Regions from separate parts of the Mus musculus genome. Here region 1 is linked to region 2. Evidence: chromatin loops called from intact Hi-C (ENCODE). Cell type or tissue: heart. All regions are shown on one strand. Each heading gives the region's core, and the rest is flanking DNA. Links, peaks and the distances in the headings are about the cores only.

Region 1 (16,130 bases), core at 2,622-10,621, 61 kb after region 2:
AGAGCTTCGTTGACTAAAGGTAAAGCTGAGTTTATTCTGTACATGCTTATAAGACAAAAAAATATATCCCCACAAAATTTATGCTGACAAAATTCCAGATGTAATTAGCATAATATAAAAATTACTTTTTGTCTACTAATAGGAAAAATAAAATTCTTGGAGAGGAAAGCTAACTGGCTCAGTCAGTACCTTCCATCACCAAAATCTATGCCACATTAGCCATTTCTTTTTTTAAATCTTTTTTTTTCATTTGTTTACTTTTATTTTATGTGCATTGGTGTTTTCCTTGTACGTGTGTATATGTGAGAGTCTCAGATCTTGGAGTTACAGACAGTTGTGAGATACCATATGGGTGATAGGATTTGAACCCAAGGCCTCTCTGGAAGAGCAGTCAGTGCCCCCAACCACTGAGCCATCTCTCCAGCCTGAATTAGCCATTTCTTAGTAATGACCTGCGATGAAAGTCTATGTACTTTGTCTCTGAAAATGCCTCTTCACACTAAAGGGCACAGTGAAAGTGAGCACAAAGTGGGCCTCTGTATCCATGGTTTCTGCATCTATGGATTCAACCAAACAAAGATCAGAAACATTTTAGAGGTTGGGGATGTATTTTGGTGATGAGGCGATTACCTACAAAGAAGTACGAGGCTTCAGGTTTCTCTGTATAGCCCTGGTTGTCCTGGAACTTGCTCTATAGACCAGGCTGGCTCTATAGGCCAGAGATCCCCATGCCTCTGCCTTCCAAGTGCTGGGATTAAAGGTGTGCGCCACCACTGCCCAGTGAATCTATAGTTTTATAAGTGCTGTGGGGGGAAGGGTGCAAGGCTGGAGAGATGGCTCTGCTGTTCAGAGCACTGGCTATATCTCTAAAGAGCTAGGATTTGGTTTCCAGAATCCAAATGGCAGCTCACAACTGTCTGCCAACTCCAGTTCCAAGGGATCCAACACCCTCTTCTGGCTTCTGAAGAAAAGTAAGAAAAAAATTTGACCATACTGAACATGTACAGATTTCTTTTTTCTTGTCAGTATTCCAAATGACACGATGTAGCAACAATTGACATAACATTCATATTGCCTTGGATAGAATGAGCAATCCAGATGATTTAAAGTATATGGGGTATGTACATGGGTTACACACAAACGCCCTGCGGGATGTGTGTGTGTGGTGTGTGTGTGTGTGTGTGTGTGTGCTTTGTTGTTGTTGTTGTTGTTTTTTCAAGGCAGGGTTTCTCTGGCTGTCCTGGAACTCACTTTGTAGACCAGGCTGACCTCGAACTCAGAAATCTGCCTGTCTCTGCCTCCGAAGTGCTGGGATTAAAGGAGTGTGCCACCACTGCCCGGTGTGTGTGTGTTCTTTAGCATGTACATTTGTGCTCATGTATGTGAAGGCCAGAGGGAGGAAGTCATATGACTTCTCTTGGCCTTCCTTATTATTATTTTTTTTGAAATAAGTTCTCTGAACTAAAAGCTGTCCAGACAGCACAGAGGGTCTACCTGTCTCTATATCCCCAACACTGGGTGCTGGGGGTCCAAGCTCAAGTCTTCATGTTTGGATGGCAAGAACTTTACCTATAGAGCCACTGATGTGCCATCTTTATCCAGGACTTGTGCATCCTTGGATTTGACTACTTCAGTGATCTTGGAACAGCTATCCCTTAAACTGCCTAAGGTTTTTTTTTTTTGTTTGTTTTGTTTTTTTTAAATGGAATCTCTGACTTATTGATTGCGGGGGCAGAAGTACCAGAGGCCCAGATTGTAACTGGCATCTGAAGTTGAGGTGTCCTGTGGCACTGAGGACTTAGCCTCTGGGCTCTGACTTTATGTACAGGCAGCAGTGTCAGAACCAAACTCAGTAAAGTAACAATGACTGTCACCCTGGTACTGGGGCTGTAGCTCCATGCTGCAGTACTTGCTGACCATCACCCCGGTACTGGGGCTGTAGCACCATGCTACAGTACTTGCTGACCATCACCCCGGTACTGGGGCTGTAGCTCCATGCTGCAGTTCTTGCTGATCATGTACAAGGCTTTGGTTTCAATTGTCAGCACCAAGAAAAGGCAGAGTCATACTTTCTAACTTCAGGTCAAGAAATGCAATGATTCATGCTGACAACTTGCGTTTGAAAAATTCAAAGTATTTTATAGGAAGAAGAGACAAATGCAGTCTTATTCAGGCTTAGCATAAATATTAATTCACTAGAAAAGCCATAACTCTAGCTTTGATTAAGAAGATACACTTTAAGGTCCAGAAGGCAATTCTAAAATAGACAACTCCTGCCATTATAGTCTTTCTGGAACTGGCATCTGTGGCAGTTACTTTTTTGTTGCTATGGTAAAACTTCATGATCAAAGGCAACTTAATGCGTAGTTTATTTTGGCTTATGGTTCCAGAGGCTAGCTATCCGTAAGGGTGTGAAGGCATGGAGGCAGGCAGCTGGAGCAGGAAGTGACTGATTACATTTCAACTACAAACAAAAGGCAGAGCTTGAGTTAGACATGGGGAGAGGCTACCCACTCTGAAAGCCTGTTCTCATCGACATACTTGCCGCCACAAGACTTTCATCCTAAAGTTTCACAGCCTCCCAAGCAGCACCACCAACTAGAGACCAGATGTTCTAATACATGGGTCTATGGGGAATGTTTCTCATTCCAACCTCCAGAGCATCTTTCTAAACGATAGATGAAGATGAATAGACAGGACCACTATTCTAGACGCCTGTGTATCAAAACAGCAAGAACTACCTAGAAGAAAAGTATAAATCTACTGTGGTGGTTTGACTAGGAATGGCCCCCAGAGACTCATGTGTGTGAGTGAATGTTAGGCCCCTAGGAATGACACTACTAGGAGGTGTGGCCTCATTGGAGTGGGTGTAGCCTTGTTGGATGAAGTGTGTCACTAGAGGGTAGCATTAAGGTCTCCTGTGCTCAAGCTATGCCCAGTCTGGGACACAGTCTCTTCTGCTACCTGCAGCTCAAGATGTAAAACTCTCAGCTGCTTCTCTAGCACCATGTCTGCCTACATTTCACCGCCTTTCTGCCATGATGATGAACGAACTAAACCTCTGAAATTGTGAGCCAGCCCCAATTCAACATTTTCCTTTATAAGGGTTGCTGTTGTTGCCCTGTTTCTTCACAGCAAGAAAACCCTAACTAAGAAAATTTTGGGACAACAGAGCAAAAGTGATATTTTTTTACATTTTTACAAAGTAAAAATGTTCCAGGAATCAAACAGAAAACAAGCCTCCCAGAGAGGACCGCAAGCTCCAGAAGGAACAACTATACAGATACAAAGTATTAGACTCTTGGCAGTAAGAGCAGCCAATGGAGATAATGGACTATTGTGGGCATAGAGGCATGCTGAGGCACTGTTTCCCGTCTCTAGCTGGTTTCCTTATGTCCAGCCTACACCTTCACACCCCTCCCTTTGTTGACGCTCTTTGCTCTCTCAGCTTTGCTGTACTACATGTTTCTGTCAGGCCCTCATCAGTGACAGCAGCGTGTAGCAAACCAGAGATCTGCTTACAGATTTTATACACAAACTCATACAGAAGGTAGAACTTAAAAAAACCAAATTACCCAAACAAGATACCTGTCAAGCAAATTATTGCAGTTTGGCTGATGTTATTAAAACATATTAGTCCTTCTTGCAATGGGCAAAGAGACACCTTGGTGCTGGTGGTGTTCATATATCTGTCAGTCATGGGCAGAGCAGATGCCAGGCCTTTGATCATCCCAGTTTGATGCCTGGCATGGTGGCCAAAGTTGTCTTATGCCTAGGACACCCAAAAATCAAAGCAAAGCAAATGCAGACAGCAGAGTGAGAGAGGAGGAAGACAGAGACCTGCGGACCACCATGCCACTCACAGACCTGCCCTCCAGTGCACAGCTCAGGCCGGCCATAGATACCTGCTTGCTACCACGCCACACAGCATGGGTGGAGAATGTAGGGACTCACCAGCTGTGTGGCCAGCCTGCAGCAGGAGCCATCACAATGTGCATAGTCAGATGGAAAACAGAAGTGGAGCAGTTTGAGCACTGTGAATAAAGATGGAACTGGAGACTCAAGGGTGGAGTGTGTGAGCAGCCAGCCCTGCCACCTGGGGCTATGGTGAGGTCTCAGCCTGAGCTGCTGCTGAGGGCTTGAGCTGGTGGCTACGCGGTGGCAGGGGTCGGTGGTCGATGCCCATGGCTTATATTACCACGAGAGAACATGGGGGGTTGGGGCAGCTGCTGGAGACCATGCGGATGTCTAGAGGCTGTGCAGGACTGGCCTTGCCCCTCACTGGATGGCACTCTGAAGAGCAGGCCTCATCTCTTACTGGCAGCAGCACTTGGGAGAGCAAAGCTCTGTTCTCACCCAGGCAAAACAGTGGAGCTGGCCCTTTTGGTGGGGGTGGGAGGTGGGGATGGGAGGGTTGGGGTGTGTGAGCAGGCTCAGGGTGTGAGTGTGGATTTTACTAAATTGCCCAGGCTGGCCTGAAACCCTCTATTAGTGAGGGCAGCACCCATGGAGTCTGTATAGGACACATGCAAACACCAAATTCTCAGCACAAAGGAGATGTATTATCCTAGTGGGTAGGTGGGCAACACAGGCAGCAAGAACAAGCACTTTTTGTAGGAAAAGGGTTTTGAAGGAAAAAGAGGGGAGTCTGTGCTAGGAGAAGCTGGTAAATTCTGATTGGACATGTTAGCCAAATAATGAATCTTAACTGTTGGACCTGGGTGTTTAGTCTCAGGAAAGAGTCAGTGGCCAAATTAGAGAATGAACCTTGGGGGCCAGCTGTTGGCCACACTTGAGTCTGTTAGAGCCCTTCACTCTCAGCACAGCTCAGGGTCCTTAGTGTCTGGGACAGCAGGCATAAATCATCTTCACACATCTCTTTAAACATGTTTTTTTTCCTTCCACAATGCACAAAATGTACATGTTACAGATAACACACATGTACATAGAGCCATGCTTGTATTTCTCACTCCCAGATGTCAGTTGAGGTCATCAGCCCTTTTGGACTTAAATAAAGTGGGTGGTCTCCTTAGTCTAGGTTTTTTTTTAGAGAACAGCACAGTGTCAGGCAGATGGAGTATTCAAGCTCACCCTCAGCTGAAAAGAGGTTTGTCTTTCTTCTTCCCTGTCCCAGGTCAAAAGCAGGATGCAGCCATTTCCCCAAACCACTGCATGGGGTGTGGAGCACATTCAAGCTGGTTCCTTTCTCTCAAGGCTCAGAGCCAGAAGAGACTGCTCTCACAGGCTTGGTCTCAGGCGGGCAGAAGCGACCTCCTCCTACTTCCATTCCCTCCCTCCGGTATCTTTCACTCAGGACATCACAATCCAAGAAGTCTTGATGACTCTGACAGATGTCTGGTCTGACCAGAAGAGAAACTGGGAATAATCATGCTTGCTACTTGCTACCTATGCCATTTTGAGAGGAAAGAGGGACATCTGAGCCATGTGAGTAAGTACATGGGTTCCCTCCCTCCCTCCCTCTCTACCTCTCTCCCTCCCTCTCTCCTTTCCTCCCTCCCTCTCTCCTTTCCTCCCTCCCTCTCTCCTTTCCTCCCTCTCTCCCTCCCTCCCTCCCTCCCTCCCTCCCTCCCTCCCTCCCTCCCTTCCTTCCTTCTTCCTTGCCTGGCTTTATCTAGCATGTGAGTGAAGACTGAGGGCTTCACTCACATGCTAGATAAAGTACTCACTGCAGAACTATACCCCAGCTCTGTTATTTTTATCTTGTGACAAAGGGTCTGGCTGAGTGGTCCAGCCTGACCTTGAACTCTCCATGCTCCTGCCTTGGCTTCTATATAGTGATTACAAGTGCTCTCATCTCTATGTCACTCACATGTGTGTCACCACACTTTGCTCTTAGTTTGGTCTAAAGTCACACATTTAACTCTCTGGGGCAGAGGACAGGCTCAGCAGTTAAGAGTGCTACTGCTCTTCCCCAGGGCCACAGATAGGTGCCCAGTACCTGGGTCAGAGAGGTTACAATCACCTATAACTCCAGCTCCTGTGGGTGCTAGTACACACGTGACACACAGACACATAAATGAAAATAGTCAGACTGTGGTGGCACCCAGGAACAGAGGCAGGTGGATCTCTGAATTTGAGCCTGCCTGATCTACATAGCAATATCCAAGCAAATTAAATTAAATTTAGTTTAAAAATACTTTTTAAAAGTTCTGGTTTCTCTTGAAACCAGACATGACATATATCAGAGTTAGAATAGCAGTGATCCCCCCCCCACCCTTTTCTTGTGCCTTTTCAAGTTTTCCAGTCTTTATCTGTTGCATGTTTGTTATTTTGTAACTGGGGAAAAAATGCATTCTTTTCCTCCAAGAAAGGCAAGGCTCATGAGAATGATCTGGGTTAGGAGAATGTGGTCCCTTGTGCTCTGGGAGTTGATTAAACCTCCCCGAGCAGGCAGAGTTCCTGGGCGCTTTGGGGAATGGGTGGACTTCAAGGATTAAGGATTCCCTGATGTTTACATCTCAGAGAACCATGAGCATTCAATGCTCTTTGGTCTTGCCATTTCAGCGGCTCCACAAAGAAAGAAACAATGAAATTCAAGCCTGTGACTCCATCCTTCCAACGGAGCAATTGTACGCAATGATTCCATGCCCAGATTTTAAGAGGCCCGCCTGCTTCCTGCTCCTATTTGCTTTGTGAATGTCGTTTCAGTGGCTGCTCTGGGCTGCTTCAGGCTGGGCGGTCTCTTCAGTGGAGGGCAGGGCAAAACTGTTTTTCGTGTTAGCTTGACTTCTATTTTCTAGCTTTCTCCTTTCAAGAGGGTTGGTTTCTCCTGACCCAATTAAATGAGTTCTGGTATTTGTGTGAAGCCACACACTAAATGAAATGATTCGAACTTGTTTTTCTTTCTCTGGCAGAAATCTGAAACTACTTCTTTGTCCTAATTTTGTTTTAGCGTCTGATCTTTTCTCTAGTGGGCACTCAGTGGCTTCATTTGCAACTACTCAAAGTTGGTTCTTTGCTTTAAAAACAGACTGGAGCAAGATTGTTCCCCCTTCTCCCCCTCCTTCCTTCCCTTCTCCCTTCCCTCCCTCCCTCCCTGTCCCTCCATCCCTCCCCGTCATCCTCTCTATTCTCTCACCTCTCCTCTCCTTTCTCTCCTCCTAACTCTTCTCTTTAGACAGTTTCATATAGCCCAGGCTAGCCTCATACTTCCTACATAGCAAAGGATGCTCTTGAATTTGAGTCCTGATTCTCACCCAGTGCTGAGATTTCAGTCCTGCACCACCATGCCCAGCTATGTTCTTGTGTAAAGTTGGGATAAGAACAAATATATTTGTTTTGTAGCAATGCTGTAGAGAATGACCACTAATTTGGCACATAGTACAATGCAAATTTATTTTCTCTTCTTTTAGAAATTACAGAACAGACGTGTCAGCAAAGCCATATTCCCTCCAAAAGCTCTGGAAAGAATCCTTGCAGCTGCTAAGTAAAAATCGGAGGCCAGTGTTGGGATCAAGCCACACCAAGACTCAACAGAGAAGGCTGAAGTCCAACTGGAGTCTTTCGTGTCCATGCTGAAGCTGTTGGACTAGCACTAAACTAGGAACCCCTGCTCACATGGATACTCTCGGGCCTGAGCGGAGACATAACATTCTGATGGGGCAGTCAGTCGCCTGGACATCAGGAGTTTGCAGATGGGGGATTTGGTGGCAAAGCAAGGGGTATATCCTTTCCCGTTCTTTCAGATGCTGGCCAGAACTTAAATGAACTATTTCTGGTATTTTGGGCTTTCTTACTTTCCCTAAAGCCTCTCTCTCTGCTCATCCATCAAGTGTCTGACCATCTCTGAGTTGACTTCAACAGGGTGTTTCCCCCCTGCTCTCCTCCTCCAGGTAGCAGCTGGGATTTACAGCTTGCCTGCTCTGAGGAATTTTCTTTAAACACTAATAAAATTATCCTCAAGTTTCCATTTGAATCCATCCTTAAGTTCTCTTATTGATGAGACTAAGAACTCCCAAGAAGGCACCTGGATTTCCACTTTACCAAACTTAAGCTGTGTATTAGACTTCCATGCGTTAGAAAGAATATTCTTGGCATCATACAAATAAATCCCCAAAGTGAAAGTAGCCTGCTCTGTTAGTCAGAGCTCTGTAGAGTAACAGAACTTAGAGAATGAATCGATAGGAGAGAAATGGACTTATTATTAGAAGGATTTGCTAGCTGTGGTCCAATTAATCCAACACTGGCTGCCTATGAATGGGAAGGAGGTCCAAGAATCCAATAGTTGTTCAATTCATGAGGCTGGACGTCTCAGCTGGTCAGGATATGCCAGAATTCTCAAGTGGTCGGCTCTAACGCCGGTGAAGGAATGCACTCGCTATCGAGGCAAGAGTAGCAGGCAAAGAGAGCTTCCTTCTTCCCTGTCCTTACAGAGTCTGCCCATAGAAGGCATGGTCCAGGTTAAAGAGGGATCTTCCCACCTTAAAGATTGTGATTGGAAGTAGATGGTCATATGGCAGATGACTTACTTGAGGGGAAAAAAAAAGCCCTTCCAGGTATACACAGCCGTGGGTTTTAGTTACTTTCAGGTATATCTAGTTGGTAGCTGTCACACCTGCTGAAGAGCTTCTGTTTATAAAGTCATCTCGCTGTAATGCCAGCTGGCCGAGCAAACACACTGGGGTTGGAATTTCACCTGGGTTTTAGTCTCATGCAGGTTGTGGCTGTGTTTTTTCCCCATTGGTTAGGGCCTGACCTCACAGTCTTTTTGAGACTGGCTCGTGTCACCAGATGGGGAAGAGGAAAAGATTTTCTTAAGCGTCTTTACAAGGTTGTAGAGATTTATAGAAAACAAGTTCTTGGTGAGTTAACTACGTTTGATAGAAAGCATTTTTCTCACAGTAGCATATATGACAACTCTGTAGAGATCCATACACATAGGGTTCAAGCAGGAAGGATCACCACGGAAATCTCCACAGAAATCACCACCATCCAATGGGTTCCTAAGCTTCCTGCTTGGGAGTGGATGGGTGGGGGATGGGGGTGGGGGGATGGCTTGCCCCAGGGTGGGAGAGAGAAGTCAGGGACTTCTTATCTGCTATCCATCACTTCTGCTATCCATCACTTCTGCTATACTTCATTTGTTAGAATTGTGTTATAAGTACAGCCACAATAAAGGGAGGGAAACCAGGAACCAGTCTTTGTAGCTTGGCTTTAATAGGTAGCCCGGATTGGCTAAACCTTAGGAATCCTCCTGCTTCAGCCTCTTCGATGCTGAGATTACAGGCATGTTCCCTGTTGCATGAAATATAAAAATGGGCCAGCAGGCTTCCCACACTATTGCTGGCACCTCTCTTCCCTGGTGTGGTCCAGCCACATCTGCCTCTAGACTAGCCTCAGCAAGTCTTCCCAGCTCCAGTCCGCTGCCTCAGTGCCACAGGTATCCTCTCAGCCACATTCCCCCTGTGGTCAGCAGTCCCACCTTCCAGTAACCCAGTAAAACAAAACTCTAGAAACGTATAATTAATTTGTCAGATTTACGTATCAATAAAGTCTCAATTCACAAGATGCCCATACAATAATTTCAGAGCCAATTGATAATGATAAAAGCTGCCCACCTAGATTAGACAAGTTATCCCAATTATTCTATCCTTTGTGATATCATAGCTACCTGGGGCTATTTAAAGCCACACTGGTTCTGAATCATCTGTCTGTCCGCCTCCATCTTGGCTCCTCTTCCCTCCTCCCTCCCCTCTTCCTCTGCAACTCTTAGCTCCGCCTCCCTTTCCCTGTCCAATCACAGGTTTCCCGCTGTACTAATATTTTAATGTAATTGGACAGGGAAAATCCAGCCACACTCCCTAACACCTGTTAGGAGCCACATGTAAATGGAGACGCAGCAAGGAATGATGGGACATGTTTTTAAATGACTGTGCTACTCCACCAGTGAAGTGGGTAGCTTTAGTCTAAGAATTTGATTGGGTTCTTAAGCCAAGCTATCTTGTGTTGTGTAAAGGAAGGCCTGGGGCTGAATTGAGGGGCAAGGCCTGAGGGTAGGAAGAAAATGAAGGGGAATTTTGGGTGAAAGAAAAGAGAAGTGAGAAGAGGGGGAACCCTGCCCATACTAGGTGTCAAAGGCTTGAAAAAGCCTCTCACATGATAAATATTTGGTGCTGTGACCTTTAGGATATGACTGATCCAAAGCTAGCTCCTCTCCCACAGACACCTCATGTGAACAAGACTTTCAATGGTCGTTACATGGACAGAGCCATGGAGCTGGGTTAATGGAGTGCTAAGCAGCAGCCACGCTCAGGGCAGCATGCATTCCTGAACCTACCTAATGCTACCACCACAGTCAGTGCTGCTGCCTTGAAGAAACACCATGGCCATGCCAGTTGATAAAAGGAAGCATCCTAGCACTCGGGAGGCAGAGGCAGGTGGATTTCTGAGTTCAAGGCCAGCCTGGTCTACAAAGTGAGTTCCAGGGCAGCCAGGGCTATACAGAGAAACCCTGTCTTGAAAAACAAAACAAAACAAAACAAAACAAAACAAAACAAAACAGAAGCATCTTCATGGCAGGAGCATGGCAGCACGCAGGCAGGTGGGTAGCTGAAGGGTAGCTGAGATCTGTAGACAGCAGAAAGAGGGAGCCACTGGGCCTGGCTCGGGATTTTAAAAACCCCAAAGCCAACCCCAATGACACAGCCAGTCCTCCTAAAGCTGGTCACCAAGCATTCAAGTCTGTGAGCCTGTGGAATCCATTCTCATTCAGACCACAGCACTATCAAAGGAGACTCAAGGGCTGCTGCAGTCCTCAGAGATCTGAAAAGGCAATGCTGTTTCTGGGGCCGGGGAAGGAAGGCGACCTTTACAACTGAGCAGCCAGTGGCTGTTCCTGAGCACAGGTCCCAAGGGAGCTTCGCTGGGTAGGCAAGATCTGGCTCGCCATTCTCCCGAAGTCCCTGGGATGGGATGAGTCGTTCTTAATCAGGTTTTGCTCCTGACTGCCTTTGGAGGATTCACTGTTTTGCAACAAAATCCTAAAGTGTTTTTTGCAGGATTTCTTTACTGTTTCAAGTCACATGACTTTATTTTCTGTCATAAAGGGTGGGTAGAGAGGAGTACTTGTGGACTTCTGGCTGAATTAAGTTGGAAAATTACATTTGATGTCATTCAGCTTTGAGCATACTGTCAGAGTAAGTATGCCCACTCTGCTCTGTGGAGCTGCTGGTCTCTCTGGAGAAACATGAAAAGGCTCTCTAGTCCCATTCAGAAAGATCTTGAGAGGGAAAAAATTTCTCCCAGCATTTTCATATTTCCCAAACACCATCAACAACAAGGTCCGGTTGAGCACAGCAGCATATGGCTGGGACCATAGCCTTTGAGAAACGGAGACAGGCTCATCAGGACTTTGATGTAGGTTATGCGTAGTGAACTCAAGGTGACCTTGAACCATGCGAGGAGACTTTGTCTCAAAAAGAACAGCAACAAACTTCCTTAACAAGAAAAGGAGCAAGAGAAAGTTCCTGAAGCAGAGAGTGTCTTAGAGCCCAGGATTAGCAGAAGCAAGAACAAACTGGAGATTGTCACCTGCATTTACTCACAGACAAGAAGACAGGGACAGAGAGCCGGAGCAATAAGGAATGATCTGGTAAAGGTTCCTTATGGTCAGGTTTGCTGTGGGGATGAAGCAGATGGAACTGGTCTGTTTGAGAAATTTGTCTCTTGTCTCCTCAATGCTGACTTCTCAGAAGGTCAGATAAAAAGCTCAGCTCCAGCTTGGTGACACTTGGTGACACTTAGTGACTATAACCCCATTTTGATTTTCAGCCCTGTCTTTGAGGTTTGGAACAGGAGCTGAGTCTAAAACAATTGTCTCATGTAACTTTTATGTAACAGTGTAACCTCCTATACCTGGCATGCTCTGAGTCTAGCACACATTTGTTGATTTGACCATTATTAACACTGGGAGAGTAGAATTGAATCCTGGGAAATTCTTAAAAGACAAACTATTTTTAGAAGTCAAAATCAAGTCCCTGATCAAATGGAGCTGTGTTTCTGTTTTCCCTTTAAATTCAGATTGGGATTTGGAGGGTTAGAGAGGGCAGGTCCTGTGTGGGTTTGGGGGAGAGATGTGAGGGAAGGTGTCTGGTGTCTGGTATATTGGTCCATGCTTTACAAACTCTTTGAGGCTGGTTCTTTTAAACACTCTGTGGTCTGTTTTCAAAAGCTTCACTTCCAAATGTCATTGAAAGATATCCAAAGGGCAGGAGATTTCAAAGGATCCACTGCGTGGCACTTTCCTTTTGACACTAAATTAGAGACCTTCCCACGTTGTTCTCTACTCCTGTGATCTGTACAGTTTGTGTCCCAAAATACATGTTGAGTTTTATGAGCAGAAAAGCTATCTGGCACCTCAACTTCTCTGGTGCTGCTCCTCGGCCTCCATCCTCCAGATAGGTGCTCCTCCTCAGCCTCCATCCTCCAGATAGGTGCTCCTCCTCCTCGGCCTCTGCCCTTCAGATCGGCCCACTCCAAGGCTTTCCTCAGGTTCTTCTGGCTGTTTCTCCACTTGTCAGGAGAGGTAGGATGTGAGCTGGAGATGGTGCAAGCTGGTGTCTGAACTGGCCTGAGGGTTTCTTAGTGTAGATCTCTACACAGGTGAAGCAGGAGTTGTTGGTTTTGTCGCAGAAAAGGAATTTCAGGGTAAGCCAGTTTGAGTTTGAGTATATTGAGAAGAGATTTTGACATTGATTTAAGCGTGGGCCTTCATAGAGAGAGAAGTTTAGAAAAAGGGAAGTATACAACCAAACATGAGAGCCCTCTTAAGTGTCTTAGCCATGGATGCTGTTAATCACATTGAAGTTATACCTCAAAAGAGTGCCTGAGGGGCTTTGCTTCTGAAGGGTGGAGGTCTCTTTTTGGGAAATGAGATCATCAGATAGTTCTTGATGATGTGGATGGAGTTAAATCTGATAAGGTAACACGGGTCACTCACACTGCTCTAGAGTAGAGGTTCTCAACTTTCCTAATGCTGTGATGCTTTAATACAGTTCTTATGTTATGACAACCCCCAGTCATAAAATTATTTCATTGCTACTTCATAACTGTAATTTTAGTTACTGTTGTGAGTTTTAATATAAATATCTGTGTTTTCTGATGGTATTGGATGACCCCTGTGAAAGAGGGGTGTCATTTGAGCCCCACATCGGTCATGACCCACAGGTTGAGAACCACTGTTCTCATCCTTTACTATAAATGGAGTTCACAGTCACGCCCGTGAGGTGTCAGAACATTGCACGTTTATGGCTGGCAAAGGAATAGGACTCAAAAGCTTAGAAGAAGATTCATTGATATTTGTGTATTCTTGTTTGAAATCGCTCCATACAAAAGGAATATTATCCCTACACCAAAACCTTCACAGCAAATGCTAATTTGCTCAAATTCTTGACTTGCGACTGTGGAGAGATTTTAGACTGCAGAGCAAAGAGGCTCTTTCCCCTTCCTGAGCTCCTTCGTTCCCCTGTCTTCCTGTCCTGGCTCACCCACATGCAGCTCCCTAGACCGAGGAAATGCCAGGAGAAGCCTTCTTGCTCCCTGCAATCCCCACCCCCACCCCGAGAAAATCATCTAAAATGTCCGTTCCTTTGCTCTAAGGCTTCTCCACGCTCCCAGGAAGCCTGAGCACCAGGCCTGACCTGCTGGACTTCTGCTTCTGGAGAGTAATTCAGTTCAGGGCTCAGCTTGCTGTGTGGATAACCCAGGTGTGTGCTAGTTCATCCTGCAGTCCTAGCACTCAGGAGCCGAGGCAGGAGGATCAGAAGTTCAAGGTCATTTTAACTACATAGTGAGGTTGAGGCGATCGTGAAATGCTCACGTGAGACTCTGTCTCCAGTGTGTGTGTGTGTGTGTGTGTGTGTGTGTGTGTATGAAACTGAACTGAAAGCCAAATGCCAGACTGAGCCATTTTCTTCTTTTCTATGAATTCACACTGATCCTCCTTTGTGTGTAGAGCAGACTTGGTGTTTGCTAAGATTCAGGAAGATAGAGACATTTGCATGGAAGAAAAAGCAGGTGATTTCAAAGTGAACACTGCTGTTCTCTAGAGGTTTCTTGTTCATATTTTGGAGACATCCCTTAGCCACTTCAGCTGCCCTGTGCTGGTTATGCAACCTCCTCCAATCTTCCTTCCTTCTCACTTCCTGCTTCTCTTTCCTCAGGAGAAAAACCAAGTTATACAAAGCTCACCAGTATCATCCCTAACACACACACACGCACACGCACTCGCACACGCACACGCGTGCGCACAGAAGGCAAGCGAGCAGAGCCGTGCCAGCAGCCAGAAGAACTCAAATACCAGGAATCTCAGGGATGAGACCTGCAGGAGTGGGGCTGTTCTCTGCCCGGTTCTGTACCTGCTCTGCAACACTTAGCCACGCCAACCCACTGAGAGGACCTTGGGCAGTCAGTCAGTAAGCAAACACCCGGAGTCCTTCCCTATGCAAATAGGGCATCCTAATACGTTAAACTGAGCCAATGGGAACCACTACCCCTAAATCCCACCCCTCCCCTCATTGTTTACATAGGCCTTGTCCACATGGAATAAAGCTCTCAAGTTATTTCACAAGCATCGAGCATCGCTGAGAGCGGCATCGAGCATCGCTGAGAGTGGCTGTTTTACTGAGCTGTAACACTTGGGGAAGAGTTTTCTCTCCTCAAGGATTCCTTGCTGGACCTTGGACCTTACCCTCCTGCTTCACCCTGCCTCTGCCATCTCTGCTCCTGCTGGGGTCACTGTCACAGTAGCTGACAGAGACCCAGGACCTCGGCTACCTGCCCCATGCTGGCTGCACAAACCTGGATTCCTTTCTAAGAACTGTAACACTTCTGGTTTTCCAAACCAGACCAGATCCTTGCGGAACCTTTTTGCCCCATCTCTGCTTAGCCCTTCAGGAGGACAGCAGACCACACACACACACACACACACACACACACACACACACACACAAATTCCTCTCACTTTCCTTTTTTTCCTTTTTGTATTCAAGAACCATATGAGGTTTGGAAGTTACCATTTTTAAGAATAATTCCTTAAACACTGAAATTCTAGACCAGACCAACCTTGACCTTATCTACCCCTTACTTATTAACATAACATGTTAGAGGGGATCCTGGCAATAAATAGGCTTTCTAGTTGCTCATTCCCAGCCTCCCCACCTGCGAAATGAACATCTATTACCCCTTGCTTCACACAGCTGATGGAGGGATGAGTGAGTTGACACACACAGCTCTTAGCCCCGTGCTTGGCACACACTGCAGATTAATGTTGCCTGTTGTAGCTTGTTCCTTAGCTTCCTGTTGTGTCATCTAGGCACCAGACAAGTACCAGCACCTCCCCCAAGACTGGCTCTCCCAGCCAGCCTGAACTAATTGCTCCCTCTGGGAATTCTGGCGCTGGGCTGACACTTCCTTTTGGCAGAGAAGAATGTGAAAGTGAGTGAGACAACGCTTATATATAGTCTCTAATCTGGAGGGAAAGAGGGAAATGGGTGTGTAGGCAAAGAAATGATCTGAGGAAGGGATGGAGGAAGGAAGGGAAACAGGTGACGCAGAGCCAGCCTCGGGGCCTCAGATGTAAAGTCAGCGCTGTGAACACTGCCATCCCTTTCTCCAGACACTTTTTTAAAAAACTGTGCTTTTTTTTTTTCATTCTTTGAGGCCTTGTCATTTTTATATAGTGAATGATCTCAACATGCATATTAGTCAAGGTTCATTATGTGTATTATGAGGCGAGGAATCTACCCTAAAAAATGGGTTTTACATAATTTGGAGAAGAACTAGGGATTGAGAGAGAGGGGTCAAGAGAAAGGAGTGGAAGAGTCAAATAAAAAGCACTGAGAGAGAGAGAGAGAGAGAGAGAGAGAGAGAGAGAGAGAGAGAGTGCACTTGTGCCATGGTATATATGGAGAAGCCATCGAACAACCTTTTAGTGGATTTCGCCTGCCTCCTTGTTGACTTACGGTTTCTGTCTTTATGATTCTCCTATCTACCCCTCTCCTACCTCACTGTTGGATTTCTGGGACTACATATGTAAACCACTGTATCTGCCTTTTCAAATCCAGGTCACGAAGCTTGTGTGTTTGAACCCTCTGGGCCATTTTCACGTCCCA
Region 2 (16,130 bases), core at 2,641-10,640:
TCTTCTTCTTCTTCTTCTTCTTTTTCTTCTTCTTCTTCTTCTTCTTCTTCTTCTTCTCCTTCTCCTCCTCCTCCTCCTCCTCCTCCTCCTCCTCCTTCTCCTTCTCTTCCTCCTCCTCTTTCTCCTTCTCCTCCTCCTCCTCTTCCCCTTCTCCTTCTGTTCCTCCTCCTCCTTCTATTTCTTCAAGACAGAGTCGTATTGTGTATCCCTGAGTGGCTTGGAACTCACTCTATACACGAGGATGGCCTCAAACTCAGAGACCTTCCTCTGCCTCCTGAGTGCTAGGATTTTTGCATGTGCCACCAGTCCAACCCAGAGTATTTACCTTTTGGTTTATGTTGTAGGATATTTGATCACATTGAACCCTAAAAACTAGAAAAAATATTTTCTTGTTGTGGTGTGGCTCAGCCCTAGAACACACCTTTAACCCAAGAGCTTTCTGTAAACAGGATTAAATAAATAGACATCCATCGATCAAGAGGCAGAGCAAGCAACCAGTTGACAGGGAGTGAACATAGGAAAACCCAGGAAGAAGAAAGGAGGGTCTTCGAGTTGAAGGGTATTTAAGACAGCATGGAGAAGGACAAAGGCTTTTTCCTTCTGGGACATCAGTGGAGGGGGAAGGTGAGCTGGGTGCTTTCTATGCCTCTCTGAGCCAGCAGGCTTTCACCCCAGTGTTTGGCTCCTGAGTCATCATTTGGTAAATTGAACATTTGGGCTTTTTGTTTGTTTGTTTGTTTTTGTTTTTTCAAGACAGGGTTTCTCTGTATAGCCCTGGCTATCCTGGAACTCACTTTGTAGAGCAGGCTGGCCTTGAACTCAGAAATCTTCCTGCCTCTGCCTCCCGAGTGCTGGGGGCTTTTGGTTTGAATAAAACAAAAAACAAACAAAACAAAACAAAAAACCCAGCAAGCACATAGTGTCACATCCACAACTATATCCCGAATAGATGATTTCCTTAACAAATAAAGAATCATTATACAGCAATAAGGAAACGACCTAAAACACTCAGGAGGTAAGGAGGGGCTCGGAAGCTCTAGGCCATCCTGTAGCCCCTGCCTGAAAATAAAAGCAGACAACAGAAATGACAATGTGCTGTTGCCCTGGTTCTTTCCATTGCTGTGCTAAGACACGATGGCCAAAAGCAACAGGGGAAGAAAGGGTTTATTTCAGCTCTGTGTTAGTTAGGGTTTCCACTGCTGTGAGCAGACACGATGCCCAAGGCAACTCTTATAAAGGCAAACATTTAACTGGGGCTGGCTTTCAGGTTCAGAAGTTCAGTCTATCATCATAGCAGGAAGCATGCCAGCATGCAGGCAGACATGATGCTGGGTAGCTGAGAGTTCTACATCTTGATCCAAAGGCAGTGGGAGGAGCCTCTCTTTCAACACTGGGCAGAGCCTTAGCATAGGAGCAGCATCCAAAGCCCGCCTATACAGTGACACAATTCCTCCAGCAAGGCTACAACTATTCCAACAAGGCTACACCTCCTAGTAGTGACACGTCCCATGGACCAAACATATTCAAACCACTACAAGCTTACAGGTAGGACTCCATCACTGAAGGAAGTCAGGAAAGGAACTCAAGCAGGGACTTGGAGGCAGGCTTGCTTGCTATTCCACACGCATTACTTCCCTCCTGAGAGGTACAGTAGGAATCATAGGTGCTGCTTATGAGCTGGCTCACAGAACAGCTAGAGTTCTTTGCATTATCCCAAATCAGTGCTGGCCACAATAGGCTGGGCCCCCCTCCATTAATGAACAATCAAGATGCTCCCCCACCCCTCACACCTGTCCTCCCCCCCACACCTGTCCTCCCCCCGCCCCTCACACCTGTCCTTCCCCCTTCACACCTGTCCTTCCCCCCCCTGCCCCTCACACCTGCCCTCCCCCCCCACACCTGTCCTCCCCCCACCCTGCCCCTCACACCTGCCCTCCCCCACACACACCTGTCCTCCCCCCGCCCTGCCCCTCACACCTGTCCTCCCCCCCCCCGCCCCACACACCTGCCCCCCCACCCCCACCCCCGCCCCTCACACCTGTCCATAAACCAATTTGATCTGGGTGATTCTGCGATTGAGACTCCCTTCTTGGGTGTCTCTAGGCTGTGTCAAGTTTATAGTTAAAGTTGAGTAGGGCAGATATCAATCCTTCCATATCTGGGACCAGTGAAACAGCTCAGTGGATAAAAGTTTATCACCAAACCTGTCGACCAGAGTTCAATTCCTAGGACCTACGTGGCAGGAGAGACCAATTTCCCACAAATTGTTTTCTGACCTCCACATGCATGCTCTTATACAAATCCACATACATAAACAAACATGTACATAAAATAGATAAATAAATAAATAAATAAATAAATAAATAAATGTAAAATTAAAACCACCCACAATCTTCAAATTGACAAAGACCCTAAATTTGGTTATACCAAATGTAAAGTCCAGAGGCATACATTTTTTTCATACTAGGATGGAAATGAAAACCACTTTTTATAGAGGGTACTTTGGTAAGTCTCAAAACCTAAATTTCATACACTGTTGATTTAGCAGAGACATTTAGAATTTTATCCTATAGATAGATTTATGTAAAAAAAAATAAGAAAATTACAAGTAACTGCACATCCGTGATGGAGGCTTGGCTAGTTCCTGTGTGATCACATCCACTGGTCAGGCCAGAGATTGACTTTCTTCATTTTAATATGGAAAGCGCATGCTAATGTGAAAGGATATGCTAATGAGAAGATATGCTAATATAAAGAATATGCTAATATAAAATGATATGCTAATATGATCACATATGCTAATATGAAAGCAAAGGCTAATGAGAAGCTATGCTAATATGAAAGATATGCTAGTGCAAAATGATATGCTAATGTGAACACATACGCTAATATGAAATGATATGCTAATGTGAAATGATGTGCTACTATGAAAGCATATGCCAATATGAGAGCATATGCTAATATGAAAAGCATATGTTAATGTGAAGATGGGGGCAGTGACTTTGACTGCATTGGACCATTTCCCTGTAACTGGTGACTTTTTGGAGAGAGGACAGGCCCTTGTGCTGTAGCCCAGACTGTCCTGAAACTCATTATTTAGCACAGGGTGGCCTCAGACTCCCTAAAACCCTCCTACCTCAGCCTCAAAAATACTGAGATTCCAAGTGTGAGCCTCCGTGCTCAGCTGACATTCAGAATTGTAAACTGTGCCCCACACCTTCCCTAGTCTTGTACCGTCCCTCAGATTAAGTCGGGATTTTTCTTTCCTCCACACTCTTCCCATCTGTGCTATTGTTCATGTTGTTCAGAGTTCATACTGAACTAAATTGAGTGACACCTCCTCCAGGAAGCCCTCACTGGCTCTCCAGATGAAAGTGAGTTTTCATCCTGTAAACTCTCAAGTACTTTAATCATTTGATGGAAATCTTTGGGGAGGGTTCTGAAGAGAAGAAAAGAAATTGATATTTACTGTGAGACTACTTTGTATCTGGCGTAACAAGGCTTTCTTCCAAGCTTCTTCATCTAGTTTTCTAAGCATTTATGATTCCACCATAAAGCATTCCTTGAGAGTAGGATTCAGAGGTGGTATTCCGTGTAGTTCTTCAAAGGCATGGCCTAGCTCAGTTCATCCAAGGAAATGATTGATGAGCCTCTCTGACACATAAGGATTTATGCGTGGTGCTGGCCGGAGCAAGGCAAGCAGGACAGGGTCTTAGCTCTCCAGGCATGACCTCAAAACTCTCAGTGGACATAATAAAAAGGTGAGAAGAGAAGGCTTACTGGAGGACGGATAATGAGTGTGTATCTGATTAGGTGTGGTTTGATGCCTACCTACAAGATAAAATTATACACAGTACTGATTTGCATCTTATCTAAGGCAGTAGCCTTTCCCATGTGCCATGCCAGAGTTACAAAGGCCTCCCATTCAGTGTCTTTCTAGAATTGTACCGCTCGGTGCTGCAAACAACAGATACACATGCACTTCTAAATAAGAAAGAGACAATTAAATAAAAACAAATTTCTTCCTTCCTTCCTTCCTTCTTTCTGTTCTTCTTTTCTTCCAAGATAAGGTCTTCCTATGTAGCCAAGATTGACCTCTGGCTCACCTTGTAAACTTAGCTGGCCTTGAACTTATGATCCTCATGTCTCAGTGTCTTACGTGCCGTCACTTAGCTGCAGTAGTCAACAATAGCAAAAAGTAGGCACTGGAAAGTCTCCAGAGCTGGGAGAGGTTTATGGTCACCGCATACGGCAACTACGTTGGATGGCACAGACTGGGGTGGCTTCATAGGAATGGTCCTGATTGACGTGTCTGAATGCTTGACAATAAACGAGGGGTACTGTTAGGAGGTGTGGCCTTGTTGGCAGAAGTGTGTCTCTGTGGAGGCAGGCTTTGAGGTCATATATACTCAAGCTACATCCAGTGTGGGCCACAATGCCCTTTTGATACCTGTGGATCAAGATGTAGAACTCTCGGCTCTTCCCAAGCATCATACCTGCCTGGACGCTGCCGTGCTGCCCACCAAGACGATAAGGAACTAAATCTCTGAAACTGTAAACCAGCCCCAAACACATTTTTCTTTGGAAGAGTTGCCTTGGTCATGGTGTCTCTTCACAGCAGTAAGACCCTAAGACACAGATTGTTTCTGTCACTGTAACAAATTCCATTTCATGGTGGCCTTCAAAATAAGCATGGTGGCTCACACATCTAATATGAATACTCTGGAGGCTGAGGCAGGAGAATCACTGGGAGTTCCTAGCTTACTTGGACTACAAAGAACAAAACAAAAGCAACCAAGCAAAATACACTAACTACAGTTGTTGTAGCCGTTTCCATGAGAAGTATGTAGGGGGTGGCCTGTGGAAGGATTTAGATAGCTGGGGACAATATTCCTTCTGCTCTCAACGGGACCCATCCCTCTCTTGCACAGTGACCTCCTTCCCTAACCAAGGCCTCCTGGGTTCTTTCTTGAACCAGAGGTTGGGGTGCAGATAACCTGCCTGCTGTCTGTCCCCGGGTGTTGCAGCACACCTCCCGTTCGCCAGCGTGGTGCCTGGCCCGAAGGAGACCTGGGCTCACCGCTAGGGGGTGATGGAGCCCTCCTTTAAATTCTAAATAAAGCCAGAGAGGCTGAGAGCTCCCAGGTCTCTCTTTGCTCCATCCCCCACAGCGTCAAAAACAACACAAGAAACATTCAAGAAGGAAAGCAAACCATGCAGACAGCATTGCCTCTCCAGATAGCAGGGTTTGCACCCATTTCCAGGTAGGGTGAACCAAAAAACCAAAAAAATCAAAGCAGAACTCCCACCGCAAAGGTGAGAAATGGCGCCTCTGTTATAGTCTGTTCTGCATTACTCTGCATTAAAATACTCCTCTAATAATGGGCCCGCTATTCTCTAGGAGGCATTTGACAAAACAAAACAAAAACCTGCGGCCTTTTCTAACTCCACTTGACAGTCTCTTTTTTATTGTATTTGTCACATGCTTTAAGGTCTAAATTAAGAAATAGAAATGCAGTCACGGGGGCTGGTGAGATGGCTCAGTGGGTAGGAGCACCCGACTGCTCCTCCAAAGGTCCAGAGTTCAAATCCCAGCAACCACATGGTGGCTCACAACCACCCGTAACGAGATCTGACCCCCTCTTCTGGAGTGTCTGAAGACAGCTACAGTGTACTTACATATAATAAATAAATAAATAAATCTAAAAAAAAAAAAAAAAAAAAAGAAATGCAGTCACTGGCTTACTTCTTGACAATTAGCATGGCTTCCTGCTCTCGGAAGCCCTCTGCGTTCCCGCACAGTGGTGCCCCCTAGTGGCGGAGCCACTGCCTGCGCTATGACAGCTCCTTTACCCCTTTGGCAATGCTTTATCGGAATCAAAAATGTCCCCATTTTCCTTGGATCTCTCAGATCTTTCCGTTCACTGCTCGATGCATTCGGTTTATCTCGTCTTCAAAAACTAAAATATTCCGTGTGTCTTCATATCGAGCCAGGAATGGTGGTGGTTCATTTAAAAAAAATCAAAAAACAAAACAAACAAAAAAACTCGCCGGGCCGTGCTGGCGCACCCTTTTAATCCCAGCACTTGGGAGGCAGAGGCAGGCGGATTTCTGAGTTCGAGGCCAGCCTGGTCTACAGAGTGAGTTCCAGGACAGCCAGGACTACACAGAGAAACCCTGTCTCGAAAAAAATAAAATAAAATAAAATAAAAAAACAAAAAACTCTTCCTGTCTCTATGAGGGCCTGCCTGGACACAGGCAATCCGAGTCCTGTCTTACCTTTCCCCTCGCACCTCTCTGTCTTATACCACACTCTGCTTCTATGTGCAGGGAGAAGGTGATGATGGGTGATAGGTGGGCAGAAAAGGCCTTGCTTGAATCCTATGGTTCTGGCTTGCTTGGCAGACACACTACCTAACCCCTCTGGCCCCTGGTAGAAAGGAGGCACTCTCAGGCACTCTTGCCTGTTGGAAATGGGGCTGTTTGAAAGCAGCGCCATTCTCCTACAGTGCAGGCCCTCAGAGCATTCCCTGAAAGCTTCCTTGGCCTGCTGATGTGCTGACAAGGGAGTGTTTCAGATTGCCACTAGCCACTTCTACCAGAGTCCTCCTTGCATGAGGGCTATGGGCAGACGTGGTTCCTTGGTCTTTCAGCCACATGTGTGTCACCGCTCCAGCTTGAAACAAACAAACAAACAAAAAACAACAACAATGTCCTGGGGAATTCAGGTCCTTTTGCTTGAGTGGCAAATGCTTCATTGACTATGCCCCACCCTCTCAGAGTTTTACCAAGTTCTCTTCTGCTAGTCCCCCGCTTTATCCTAGGCTGTTGCTTACAGTCTTAGTTTTGTGTGATTATGAAATGAATTATACCTCACCCCATCTCACATATTCAAATCCAAACTCCTAATATTTCAAAATATAACTGGTTTTGAAGATAAGCTCTACCCCCACCCCACCCCTGCTCTTTGAGACAAGATCTCATGTAGCCCAGGTTGTCCTGGAATTCCCTGCCAAGCTGAGCCTGGCCTTGAATTATTTATTATTTTTTATTTAAAAAGTGTTTATTATTTTATGTATGTGGATGTTTTGCCTGCATACATTTCTGTGTAGCACCTATGTGTAATGGTCTGGGAGGCCAGAAGAAGGCACGAGATAACCTGGGACCAGAATTACAGAAAAGTAATTCATGTACTTTTAGCCTCTGCTTCTGTCCCAGACTCCCTCCCAAAACTAATGTCAAGTTGTCTTGTGGACTGCGGTCATCTAGAAATCCTCCTGAAGAGAATCTACTCCCAAGCTCACTCTGTGGCTGTCATTGGTGGCCCCTACTGATGGGTGGGTAGAGGTGATGTCAATTCCTCACCATTGAGTGTCTCCATGGGGCAATTCTTGGTGGGGTGGCTGACTTCACAGTGAGCAAGGAACGGATGGGCTCAGTGGAACACAGCCTTTAAAATTTTTATTCCTTATTTATTTTATGAGATGAGTATGGACTTGTGCATGCTGGGAAAATACTACCGAGCTACAGAACCAACCACAGCCCAATCTTCTTATAACCCAGCCATGACATTTGGGGTATTCCATTCAGTAGAGGCAAATCAAGAGGCTCAGCCTACACACGAGGGGAGGGAACTGCACACACACACCCATGCCCGTTCGTGCACACACAACTTTTAGACAACTCTGATCCCTGGGTGCTGGCCAGAGGGGCTCCCCAGCAGAGCAGTCTAGCATCCTTCTTAGGGGCTCCTTAGCTTGCTTAGCGCTAAGCTTAGTTTTGACATCTTCAATCAAAACAGAGGATTAAGAAGGAGCCTGTAACATTCCATTGCACTAGCAAGAGAGAAGAAAGAGTGTGGGCTCACAGCTTGACAGATTTGGCAGGGAAAAGATAACAGGATGTCTCAATGGCTCTGTTTTCCAGTGAACCAGGAATTGTGGTTGCTAGCTAGAATTGAGTCATCGAGGGTGTGGCAAAGATTGCAAACTGAAACACAAAGCCACATTTCCTGGGGTTCCTTTTCCAGTTTATAGAGTGGCCCGGCCAGGAACTACATTTCCCAGAATTCCTCAAACCTGGGGCACCACGTGAGTAGTTCTTGCCAATAGGGTAGGGGAGAAGCAAACCAAGGCATTTCCTAGGCAGGGAGCCTAGCAAGAGGCTTCTCTTTCTGAGCATAAAGCATTTCGAGACTCCAGGAAGGAGTCACAAGATTAAAAGGCACCTGGACCACAGAAAGACAACAATTAGGAAGACCTGCTCTGGGTTTGTGCATGAGCAAGGAACACGAATTATTTCTCAAGCCACTGAAAATATAGTTTGATGACGGCAACAGGTAGGGGTTACCATAACAATCCGACCTCATGGGCTCGAAACTTGACAAATAGCACACGACTGTCAATGAGTGGACACAGGGCAGCTGGTAGTGGGCCCGGCCTGAAGAGTCTCCCTGACCTTGGCAGGACACTGGATGGTGGTGACCCATTATATAGTTCCATTGCCCGGGTTGGGCAGAGCTGCCTAACTGTGACCCCAGAATCTTAATACGACCCCAAGAGAAAGGTACCCTGAAAATGGCTGAAATCGTTCTTACTGCCACACTCTCACAACTGGGTTTGAAATAAATGACTGTGGCTCGGTAGGAATGCCGACAGCAGCATTTATTTGTACTTGTTGAAGATTACGCTAGTCTCCAACTCTCCACCCTGACAAGTCAATAGGATGTTAGTCTCAGAATTAAGGGTGCTGCGAGTTTCTTCCTGCTGTGAACATCGGGGGTGGGGGTGGGGTGGGGGTGGGGGTGGGGTGGGGGTGGGGGGGACTGGCCTCTGCCTCCCGGCCACCTCCCTCACTCCATGGCCCTGAAGCAGTAATCTGCGATCCTGCCTCAGCCCAAGAAACCCATACTGGCTGCTGCCCCGAAGCTGAAGGACAAGTCGGCCTCTCCCGGCCTGCCAAAAGGAGAAAAGGAACAGCAAGAAGCAACTGAACGTATTGATGAAGTACAAAATAAAATAGACAGACTTAATGAACAAGCCAGCGAGGGAATGTTGAAAGTAGAACAAAAATATAACAAACTCCGCCAACCATTTTTTCAGAAGAGGTCAGAATGGATCTCCAAAATCTCAAATTTTTGGTAACAACATTCGTCAACCATCCACAAGTGTCTGCACCGCTTGGGGAGGAGGACGAGGAGGAGGACGAGGAGGAGGACGAGGAGGAGGACGAGGAGGAGGACGAGGAGGAGGACGAGGAGGAGGACGAGGAGGCTCTGCATTATTTGACCAGAGTTGAAGTGACAGAATTTGAAGACATTAAATCAGGTTACAGAATAGATTTTTATTTTGATGAAAATCCTTACTCTGAAAACAAGGTTCTCTCCAAAGAATTTCATCTGAATGACTTTGTCCGTCTTCAAAGTCCACCGAAATCAAATGGCAATCTGGAAAGGATTTGACAAAGCGCTCAAGTCGAATGCAGCGTAAGGCCAGCAGGAAGAGGCAGCACGAAGAGCCAGAGAGCTGCTTTACCTGGTTTACTGACCATCCTGACGCAGGTGCTGACGAGCTAGCAGAGGTCATCAAAGATGACATTTGGCCAAATCCCTTGCAGGACTATTTGGTTCCTAATAGGGATGATGAAGAAGGAGAGGCAGGTGATGATGATGAGAGGAAGGGTTGGAAGATATCGATGAAGGAGTTGAGGATGAAGGTGAAGATGATGAGGGTGAAGGGGAGGAGAGGATGACTAGCACTGATGGACTCCAACCTTCCTTTTTCTTTTTATTTATTTTTAAAATTTTCTCCAGTCCCTAGGAGCAAGTTACAGCTCTTTTCTCCCTGCCCCTCTATGGTCAGTCACCCTGTTTTTGAGGTCTCAACATCATGATTCTCAACTAATTTTGGGGAAAATATCTTGAGCAAAATACAACAGGAGAAGAATCTAAAAAAAAAAAAAAAAAAAAAAAAGAGTGCAGCCTCCTGTCCTCTATGTCTTATGTTTCAAATGCAAGCAGGCCTGACTTGTGATCAGGACAGACGGGCAGACCGACCACCTGAAGGAGCCAACACGGTTCTTCACTCTGCTTTATTTTAGGTCAATGCTAAGAATCTGTCCAGTTCCTGACTACTTGGGAAACCTACCACTTTAGGACAAACACACACACACACACACACATACACACACACACACCCCTCCTGCCCAGTCTGAGCATTGGTCAGAGAGCATCCCACATCTTTTGGAATAACAAAGGATGGTAAAGCAACCTTGGTAAACAGCTTCTACTCTAGCAGCATAAGGCTCTTTTGGAACAAAGGGTGAGAGCAAGTGACCTGTTCCAGGGGTAATAAACAGCCGTGTGGGTAGCAAAGACCAGCAAGCCTGTTTGGTTACTGTTACCTGTGAAGATCTTGCCACGCAATGAAGTTTATTCTCTATCTTCCTCATGCCTTGACCTCATCACACAGAAACTGAGAGGAGTTTAGTCCAACTTTCTGAAGAGTGCTAGAGAAACTGTAACACCTGTCCTGTTTACTCTCCACCCCACCCCCAACTCCACCCCCACTTACTTCTTATCCTCTCACCAGATAAGAGATGTCTCTAGTTTCCAGACAGTTGGCAGAGCTGAGAGTTATAGCATCTACACCACCCCACCGCACCCCCACCCCCACTGGCTGACACTTTTACACTGAGGCCACATGCAGAGTTATGGAGGTGACAGAGGATGAGGAACTTCCTGACAGATACGGGTCCTGCCCAGCATCCTCACTCAGCCTTGCCTGCCTCCCAGGCTCCACTCTGAATGCCCTGCTCATGCATGTCACACCTGCATCTAGGTCTGATCTGCTCTCTATTCCATGTCTCCTAAAAGTAACATAAATGATAGCTAACTGCTTGCTCCCTGTATGTAAACACCAGATAAGAAATGTTTCTTTTTTTTGTACAATTTATTTTGGCCGGTCGTAAACACATCAGTGTAACCAATGATAACGTCCATGATCTTTCTTCCTCCACTTCCAAAGTTCTGTGGTTCCGGCTTGAGCTGCCACACCTGGTTTATGCTATGCTGGGGTTGAACTCTGAGCAGGTTAGGGAAACTCTACCAACTGAGCTACACCCTGACCTTGTTATAAGAATATCTTAGGAAATGATAACTCAGCCAGGCGGTGGTGGAGCACACACCTTTATTCACAGCACTCGAGAGGCAGAGGCAGGTGGATCTCTGTGAGTTCAAGACCAGCCTGGTCTTGAATATCAGGTAATAGAGGACTACAACGAGAAATGCTGTCTCCAAAACCCAACTCAACCCAACCCAACCCAAAAAGAAAACCCAACAAAAACAAAATAACAATGAACTCTTATGGGGTATGGTACCACCATGCCCAGGTGAGAAGGTTGGTTAATATCTGTCAGTGATAGGCCTGAGGCACTGGCTCTCAGCCTTGATGTGTCACCTTCTGAGGATTTAAAAACATCTGAGTTCCCAACCTGAGTGATGCATGTTTTTGGCTGGAGAGTTGGCTCAGTTGTTAAGAGCACTGGCTGTTCTTGCAGAGGACCCAGGTTCAGTTCCCAGTACCCACATGGGGGGTCGTAACCATAATACCAGGTAACCAGACACCCTCTTCTGACCTCTGCAGGCACCAGGCACGAATGTGGTTTGTATACACATAATTAGGCAAAACACTTATACACATAGAGAAACACATCTTTCCTTTTGGTGAAGCCACCAGAACTGCGTGGCTCAGATTTCTGGAATGTGATGCCCAGGACTTTTGCAGTGCCTGGCTCCTTACTTTACGGATTATATTCCACCCCCCTTCTCCCCCCCACCCCCCGAGACAGGGTTTCTCTGTGTAGCCCTGGCTGTCCTGGAACTCACTTTGTAGACCAGGCTGGCCTGGAACTCAGAAATCCTCTGCCTCTGCCTCCTGAGTGCTGGGATTAAAGGCATGTGCCACCATGCCCAGCTTCTCTCTCTTTTGTCCTCATCTTCACTCTTAGTCCTCCGCTGTGGGGAGCTCCATGGATTTGATACATATCTGAGATATGCATTGATCCTTTTTCCTTTCTTCTTCTCCTCTTGGTCCCAAGCCTGGGAAACCTAAACCCCACCTATGTCTCTTCTCCCCAGCTATTGGCTGCTGGCGTCTTTATTTACCAATCAGAATTAACTGGGGGCAGGGTCCCTCAGTGTCCTACATATGGACTCTCTCATCTTTGGGGCAAACAATTTTGGGGGACCCAAATTAGCATTGGAATACAAGCCGCATTAGGCCAACCTACTACACAAGCCTGTTAGTGTTCCACAATGCTCTCCATCATGAGAATCACAGGCAAACCCTCTGAAACGATAAGCAACCTCCTAACTAAATGTTTTCTTCTAAAGGGCGTCTTGATCACGGTCTCTCTTCACAGCAGTAGAACAGTGACTGAGACAGTCACCATTCCTGGTTTTAGGCTGGGGAGCTAACCCAGGCAGAGAGACATGCTGGGAAAGCACTGTTCCTTGTTTCTTACCCCTTTCTCCCTCATGTTTGCTTAAGCTTCCTTCATTGTGGGTGAATAATTCTCTTCTGGTCATCTAATGTCACTTCCCACTCTAGTAACAATGCTGCCCCTGGGCCTGCAGCTCTGCCCAGCTGTGATGCTTGTGCAGTGAGCACCCAGTCTCATGAGACCCCAGGCGGGGTGGGGCAGGGGACGACTGGTTATAGCAGTCCTTGGTTGTTCAGGACACAGAATCAGTGTTATAGATCGTGTCCTTCAAGAGGTGTATGATATTTAAAATTTTTCACAGACTTCGCAGTGGGACTGGCCCCTGCCTAGCTGAAATCTGAAGTTCTCTTAAAGTGGAAATTTCTGACTTCTTTGAAGACTTGGTTGTGTTCTGTGATATTTTTCTGGAAATTGTCTTATGAAAGGTTGTTTTGCTGAGGCAGACACTTGAGAGGGTGTGTGATGTTTGGAAAGGGTGTAAGTAGGACCGAACAGACAGTGAATAACGCCCTTGCATTGGTTCACCTTGAAACCCTTTGCTGGTCTTCACTGATCTTCGCTTGTAGTGACTTTGTAGAGACAGACATGCCGAAGAACTTCTCATGGTATTCTGGCTGCTTCTTCCACTTCCGCAGATTCGTGCTGATTCTGAGTTGCCGCTGCTACTGATTTGTGTTTGGCATTTGCTGATTGGACTGGACTGCCTCAACTGATTCATGGTCGATGTCTTGGACTGGACTGTGGATATCCTGACAATGAAGCTTAATATTGCCCCAAAGAACTACTTCTAAACAGGTCCACATCCCCTTGTCCTATTAACCATCTTTCTCTCCTACAGTCGGAGGGCTGGAAGGAGGTTTGAAGTGTTTAAGAACCCCTATTAAAGTAGGTTGTGAAAGATCTAAGCCTACAGTCTCTGATTGCTTCTACCTCACACAGATCTCCCTTCTAAGGCTCAGAGCTGCTAAAGAAGAAATGAGGTCCTATTGCAAGAAATATTAAATATGAGTCTTTTCTATCTAGTACTGTAAAACTTGTATTTAGGAAAAATAATTCAAACCTATTTATCTCCCCACCTAGTAAGATTTCCATGCAAATGTGTTAGCCCATCCCATCCTAGTAAAACTTTGGTTTATACAAAGGCCGCGTCTGTACTCCTGGAATTTGATAGCCTAAGACAGACTCTTCCTGCTTCATCTCTATCTTGTCAGACAGGCCGGCTGAATTTGATTGTGAGATTGGACCCCAGCCAGTGGGGAAAAGATACAGCTACCACCTAAGTTAGAATAAAAACCAAGTGTGCTTCCAATCTTCCAAGCATACCCTCTGGATCAAGAGTAAAGTTTGCCTTGTCTAAGGCATTTCCACTGGAGTGGTGGTCTTTTCTCTTTTCAGTTTTGAATGTATTTGCTTTACTGTGACTGTGTCTTAAATGATGCCTTGTATTCATTTTCTGTTGTTACTGTTACAAAATGCCACAAACTTAGCTTAAAATGACACTAATCATTTTCTTCTATTTCCAGACATTAGGAGTTCTAAATCAATAAGCCCACAGGCCTGGGTTCCTTTGCAGATTCTTGGTGGTGGGGTGCATTTTCTTGCTTTTACCGGATGCTAGACTCCACCTCTGGTTGGCGAAACTTTGGCTGGTATTGCTTCAATCTCTGCTTGTTGTCACATCCCTGCCTCTAAATGTGACCCTTCATCTCCCTTCCTTTAAGGGAGTAGCTCTACTCGAATCATCCCCGGTAGCCCTGTCTTTTATTTATTTTTTTTTCTTTTCTGTCTCAAAAAGCTTTATTTTAACTTGGTCCAAGACTTGAGAGAGGCTCCAGAGCGGTTACAAAGCTGTCTAGTGGCTTGAGAGATTCATTCAGGTGGAGGTCCCAAGGCGGGCTGGTGCAGAGCAGAGTGGGGAGCCCCTTGGAAGGCACAGAGGCCTCCTAGTCGTGCTTGAGAGTGAGGCGCTCAGAGAGATACTCACTCAGAGATCCCTGGGGCGCGCCAGTCTGCGCTGGTTGTGGTCCTGCCAGCCTACGGAGGTTGGTCAGGTGGTTACCCATCTTCTTGATGCGCTTCACCCCCATATCCAGGAAGTGGCTTTCCAAGAAGTAGCAGAGATGAGGGTCTGTGCGGGCAGAGCCCAGGGCATGCAGATCCAAGAAGGCCTGGTTCAGGTTCTTCTCCAGGGCCAAGGCAGCTTCCATGCCTCCTGGGTTTTACCCCATTCACCTTGAGCCGGCTTCTGCACTTCCTGAAGAGTGCACGCCCCTCCTCCCATCCCGCGATCTTTCTGCAACTTGAGAAGCCGCTAGGTACCCTCACTCTTCTCAGCCAATTCACAGAAGTGGCCTACGCCCTCCAGAGCCACGTCATCCAGATCAAAAATGAAGCCCAGAGATCTGTAGGTGGAGGAGGCCCGCAGGTGCAGGTTGACCAGGCGGTTCAAGGCAGCTTCCACTTAGGTGGAATAATTCTGACGAATCTGAGAGGTCATGGCAGATCTGGGAGTATGAGCTAACCGTGAATAGATGGTTGCAGACTGGTCCTAGGAGCTGAAGGCAGCAAGGAGATGGTCCCGGGGACTGCGACTGGAGACACTTGTAAGGCGGCTGGAAGCCAGTACCTTAGGAATCCCCGGGTCTGTTCCTTCCAAACACTGTTGACAAGACACAGATCCACGGGACCTCCAAGGCGCTGCTCTGCCCTCAGTCTTAAAATCCGTCAACTAGTATGTGGGCATCTTGGAGGAGGGACTTGGGTCTGTCTGTAAACTGGATCAGCACCTGGTGTTTCTCGCCTTTGCTCCTGTGAGTCTGTCCATTCAGTGAGGCATTTTGATAATTTGTAATGTAGACTTTATCTTGACAGCCCTGCGAGGGAGTCATACAGACCCTCTGACAGGCAGATAGGGCGCATTTACACAACACTTACAGGCCAATGAGCCATCCTGTCTTTCTTCAAACTGACCAACTCTAAATTAGGGAAGGAAGACCCTTGAGAGACTTAAAAACCCCATCCCTCAAGAAGACTTCAGCTTCCCAAGTCCCCACCTGCCTTGTGGAGACTCTATCTCTGTGTGCCTACTGCGCGTGTTCCCTCACCTCAACAAAAGGTTTTCTTCAACTGCTCATTCTGTTGGCCCCTCTTGGCTGTGTTCTCCATCTCCCAGAAGCTGCCCGTCACACTTTTTCCTGCCTTTTAATTTTCACTGGCAGAGAAAACAAACCCAACCAAGAATCCTTCATGGTGGTACCCGAACCCCCTAAAATGACTGTGTGTGCACTGTGTATGCAAATGTATATTTATGTGGGTACATGTATGCATGTGTGCATATCGAGACACTGAGTGTCTCTGTCAATCACTCTATAATTAATGAGTCATAATTTCTTATTAAATCTGGACTTACTGATTCTGTTAGTATAGCTACCCAGCTTTCTTCAGGAATGCCCCCCCCCATCCCCACCCCCATCTCGCTTTCTGAACACTGAGAATTCAGGCTGGCTACCACACAGCCTTGGCGTCTCTGTGGTACTAGAGATCCAGATTCTGGTGTTCATCTTTGAATGGCAAGCTCTTTAACCACAGAGCCATCTTGCCCATCTCTAAATGACTTTTTAAAAGTTTAT

The links. A loop is a pair of places that touch in the nucleus more often than their neighbours do. Peaks named below come from ENCODE experiments on the same cell type or tissue, not always from the same donor. Only the 100,000 strongest peaks of a DNase experiment are listed, where the experiment ranks them.
Region 1: it touches region 2 in a loop (2.3-fold over the local background); 3 of 42 quality-filtered maps call a loop at or near these places.

What each region holds. Positions count from the first base shown.
Region 1 is chr15:38,175,815-38,191,944 of GRCm38, reverse strand. It overlaps Gm35167 (a long non-coding RNA gene), which reads left to right. Exons shown (of 3, transcript XR_383954.2): 2 at 5,135-5,445; 3 at 7,374-7,936. Among named protein-coding and RNA genes, the nearest start is that of Gm35167, 16 kb to the left of the region's middle. In heart, for the core only: no CTCF peak of the experiment used is centred there; DNase peaks (open chromatin) are centred at 5,214 and 6,654; H3K27ac peaks cover 2,283 bases; H3K27me3 peaks cover 3,517 bases.
Region 2 is chr15:38,236,977-38,253,106 of GRCm38, reverse strand. It overlaps the pseudogene Gm5213 and the pseudogene Gm8705. Among named protein-coding and RNA genes, the nearest start is that of Odf1, 26 kb to the right of the region's middle. In heart, for the core only: CTCF peaks have their summits at 5,082, 5,614 and 5,814 (motif pointing left); DNase peaks (open chromatin) are centred at 5,086, 5,836 and 8,046; H3K4me3 peaks cover 411 bases; H3K27ac peaks cover 423 bases.